Linked DNA regions of Homo sapiens: region 2 is linked to region 1. The links are chromatin loops, found by intact Hi-C in ENCODE. Cell type or tissue: ascending aorta. All regions are shown on one strand.

Evidence for each region. A loop is a pair of places that touch in the nucleus more often than their neighbours do. Peaks named below come from ENCODE experiments on the same cell type or tissue, not always from the same donor. Only the 100,000 strongest peaks of a DNase experiment are listed, where the experiment ranks them.
Region 2: a loop joins it to region 1, with 7 times the contacts of the local background. A loop is called at or near these places in 1 of 110 quality-filtered maps.

The regions. Positions count from the first base shown.
Region 1 is chr2:220,498,381-220,500,880 of GRCh38, reverse strand. No RefSeq gene overlaps it. Among named protein-coding and RNA genes, the nearest start is that of MIR4268, 590 kb to the right of the region's middle. In ascending aorta, no CTCF peak of the experiment used is centred here; a DNase peak (open chromatin) is centred at 1,350.
Region 2 is chr2:220,547,910-220,550,409 of GRCh38, reverse strand. No RefSeq gene overlaps it. Among named protein-coding and RNA genes, the nearest start is that of MIR4268, 640 kb to the right of the region's middle. In ascending aorta, no CTCF peak of the experiment used is centred here; no DNase peak of the experiment used is centred here.

The DNA.
Region 1 (2,500 bases):
CCATTCCTTCCTCACTAGGCTTAACCATTTCTAGCTTTTGATTTAAACTGAGATATGTGTGACTCTCCCTTTTACTTGAACACTTAGAGACCTTTGTAGGGTTACTAACTGGCCTAACTTCAATATCCTTGTGTCTCAGGGGGTAGGGAGGCTGAAGAAAAGGGAGAGATGGGGTGTAGGGTTCAGTAGAGCAGTCAGAACACATACACTTATCAATTAGGTTCATCATCTTATATTGGCACAGTTTGGGGTACTCCAAAACAATTACAATAGTAGCATCAAAGATCACTAATCACAGATCACCATGACAATAATAATTAAAAATGGTATAATAATAACGAAAAGTTTGAAATGTGAGAATTACCATAATTTGACAGAGACACACAATGTGAGCTCATGCTGTTGGAAAAATGATGCTGATAGACTTGCTCAAGGAATGGTTGGTACAAACCTTCAATCTGTAAAAAATGCAGTATCTGTGAAGAGCAATAAAACAAAGCTCAATAAAATGAGGTAGCCTGCATGTAAATACACATGTGTAAACCATAAAAAAGTGATTTTTGTGCATATTAGTTGGAAATCTTTCAAGAATATTTAGGAATATTCTAAGGGAAAAGTGTATTAATATCCCAGAAAATTAATTTTTTTCCCAGTAGCTTAGGAATAAGTCAAATGGCTAAATTTCAGCTTTTGTTTTGGACATATTATCTAAATATATACATAGGTATTATATATATTCTTATATACTATATGTATTCTTATATACTATATGTATTATATATAGTATATCCATAGGGGATTGGTTCCAGGACCCTCTGTGGATACCAAAATTGTGAATGCTCAAGTTCTGCAGTTAGCCATGTAGAATCCATAGATACAGAGGATCAACTATATATAATTATTTTAAAATCTAAAAGGACATATACTAAACTCATCAGCATAATTTTATCTGGATGGAGGGTTAAAGCTGATTGCCAAAGAGGCTATCCATATAATAAACGATTAGTAAAATTTCAAACATTAAAAAAATACAAAATGGAGTAAAATAATAATAGTAGCTAACGTGTACTAAATCTTCATCATGTCACACACTCTTTCAGCTGTTTTGCATGTTTTAATTTATTCAATCATTACACAACTCTTATGAGGCAGGCACTATCATTATATATAAACCCATTTTGTAAAAGAGGTGATCAATGCCCAAGGGTTAAGCATTCTATCCAAGAGCACCAAAAGTTGAAAGATGGTGAGTGGAGGAGCTGGGACTGAGATCCAGGCAGACTGGCTCCAGCTTTGTGTTTAACCTCTGTGCTCTGAATGGCCCCTGAAGCTCTGCTCTGACTCACCAGAGGCCCTGCCAGCTCTGTTAGGAGACAGGCAGTTCCATCATCTGAGAGCAAAAATGCTGCGACATGTGCTTCACAACACTTGACTCTGCTTCTGGTGGGAGATCAGCAGCTCTTCACAGAAAACTACTCTCAACCTAACCCACTGCTATAAAGGAAGTCAAAAGCAGAACAAAGCACTGTTAACAAGGCAGAGAAAGGCCTGCCTCTTGACATTCCGGGGAACTAGCTTCTCTTAAAATAACTGATCAAGTTTCATGAAATATGGAATGTTTTCAAGACAAAAAAATGTAAAGTAGTACTTTCTTTTTCATTCAATGCATTTTAAGATTGGCTTTAAAGATATTGATCTGGCTTATGTGTTTGTTTTTTTCTCAAGGGAAAGATTGAATCATCTAAGATGTAGAGGCATAACTTGATTGGAAACTCAAAATGTAGTTTTTATCTGATTCAAAAATGTAGATAAAATAGGATGTCTCTTTACCTTCTTTCTTTTTGTGAACAGGTTTCAGATCAAAGGTCAATGAGCTGCTAAACATGGCAAATATGCATCTATTTCCTCTCCCTCTCCAAACTGTACAAAACTGACATAAACTCTCAGAGTAAAATCTCCAGTGGGAAATGAGAATGATGTGTTTAAGCATTTTAAACATTTTGTTGATGGGCATATGATAGAGATGCTGAAGGTCTAAAAGTACACAGAAAATAAGGCAAAAAAATTAAAAAGTCATTTTTAACTCTAAGAAAAAAATTAAGAGGGTTAATTAAGAAAAAAATGGTATCTTTCTAGGTTATGACCTGGGTTAGCAGAGCATTATTTATAGCATCCAAAATGAAGAAAGCAAAGATGATGGATTTAAGCAAAAGAGAATGTGATATAACAAGAGTGGAAAAGAGATTGGAGAGGAAGTATAATGAAGAGTTGAGGGAGATATAAGTCTCCAATCTTCCTCCACCATAGTGGGAAACCAATGTCCAAAAAAGGGAGCAGCTTTCTAATCAGGCTTTCATTTCCATTCCTTTCTAGAAACTAAGACCACAATTGCCTTCCACAGAGCCAAATCCAGTGGTCAATGCCAGTTTCATCTTATGTGGCCCAATGTAACGTCTGCACATTTTGCCATGCCTCTTTCTTAGCTGGCTTTCCACCTACA
Region 2 (2,500 bases), 50 kb before region 1:
TCATTTGCTCTACACCCTGTGGCTATCTGCCAGGCTTTCCCCACCGGTATGATTAGCTCCAGCTTCCTGACTCCCAAGAAGAATCAAAATTCTTACAGTAGTTTGGTAACAAGTGACAAATACACACTTCCAACAAGCTCAAGCGAAAGGGGAATACATTGACTAGTAGAATCCAAAGACAGAACCCCAGCTAGTGGAAGGACAAAGCTGTAGCTGGACCCAAGATCAACTGTAGATTTTGTTTTTAAGGCCATCTCTTTCCATTTTTTTCTGTTTCCTCTGGATGTGAAGATCATTTTCTCTTATGATTGTTCTCTATTTTATGGGGAATATGGCAGCACACAGCACCTGAATTCTATTCTTATTGCTTTTGTCACTAAATTGGATTCATTTCAACTCTTAGATCCCAAGTTCTAGAAATCCTTGTGAAATGATTCACTGATGTAACCAAATATCACACTAACCATGAGGTTTGGATGTGTAGGAGGAAAGACCACTCAGGATAAAAGGAAAATGTTGGAAGACAATCATATTATAGATATTTTTTTTTTTGCCTCACAGTGAAGTTAAGATATTAAGTCTAGTGTTTTATTTCTAGAAAAAAATATTAGAGAACCTGATGCAATCTGCCAAGCTTGGGAGGGGATAACCATTGGAGAAGACCTTCTGTTCTCTGGGCAAGAAGTATTCACCCTTTAATACTGGTATAGAAAATAATACTTTTCAATCTATGATGGGATGTATGGAGTCTTTATAGCCTCCTACAAATTGAAAATTATTACTATACAGTTTCAATTTGGATTTTTTAAATGGTATATAGAAATACTCTTTTTTAATCTAAAGATACACAAGGAAGCAGTGACGAATTGCATTTGTTCCAATTCTTTGGGTAGAAAAAGACCAAAGCACAGTCGGAAAAAATATATATAAACACGAAAAAGGGGCGATTTATTTATTAAAAAAATGGAGTGTTTCATGGACCCACAGGCCAGGAATGTGTATGTGTAACTTTTCAACATAGTGGTTCATATTGCTGCTGTGTGGATGGGTAAGTGGAAAAATATTGGCCAGACAATCTGATGAGTGGACACTATTCCAGTTCAAATTGGCCAATATTTATTGAGCACATTTTTTATGTGCAGGGCATTACACCACTCAACTTTTCATGCTTGTCAATCTATATGCTGTATTATGACACTTAAATGAATTAACTCTTTTAAAATTAAATGTGGTGCACCACTAAAAAATATACTGATACATATTAAGTTTGATTTGTAGCACACTCTGCTATCATGAAACAAAATGGTGAGTCGAGTTATAAGAATGTTGAGATGAGCACATTTCCTCCCACAGGTTTTAGTAACTATTGATTATATTCAGTAAGGGGAGAGGTCTATAGTTCACAAAATAACTATTATTCAGTAATAGAGTTGTCCCCACATACTATTAAGAAAATGGTTCTATAACCTTAGACTGTACTGAGGAGAAAAACATATCCAAGGGAAATATATGTGTGATTCTTCCAGATAATAGAAGACTTAAGGCCAGGCGCAGTGGCTCACACCTGTAATCCCAGCACTTTGGGAGGCCGAGGCGGGTGGATCACGTGGCCAGGAGATCAAGACCATCCTGACTAACATGGTGAAACCCCATCTTTACTAAAAATACAAAAAATTAGCCGGGCATGGTGGTGGGTGCCTGTAGTCCCAGCTATTCGGGAGGCTGAGGCAAGAGAATGGCATGAACCGGGGAGGTGGAGCTTGCAGTGAGCCGAGATTGCACCACTGCACTCCAGCCTGGGCGACGGAGTGAGACTGTCTCAAAAAAAACGACTTAAATAAGTTCATGGATAATACATCCAATGAGACCAGGGAGGACACTGTTTCCTGAACATAACCCTGCCCTCACCTGCCTCCAGGCCTTGGCTCAGGCTGTTGGCTCAACCCAAACGTCTTTGTTTCCAATTTGCTTATGTCTTCTATCCTTCCTTCAATATTCGACTGAAATTCTACCCACTCTTAGAAGCGCACCCCCAACAAATTTCCCAGCCAGTGTTAAGTATTCATTTGTTTACATCTGCTTAACAAAATGTTTGTACAAATACGTTTTTTTGCCTTTTCAGAGTTGGCCTTGCATCACACTGTGTGTGTATTTGTGTGTGTGTGTAGTTGTGTGTGATTTGTGTGTGTGTGTGTGTATTTGTGTGTGTATATACGTACATATATGTTGTCTCCACTAGATGCTGAGCTCATGGAAGATAAATGCCATGATGTTTTCCCCATTTATTTCTTTAATCATTAAATAAGTATTTCTGAGTGTCTATATTCACTGTGCTCAGCATTGTGAAGACACAAAAATAAATCAGTGTTTTATTCTCCAAGAATTTACAATATAGAAAATAGAAGGTAGGCAGAAAAAGAAATATAATGCAAGTCATTATAACATAAGTGACATAAGAGAGGTAGAGATGAAATGTTAGGAAAAATAGGAATGAGGAGGA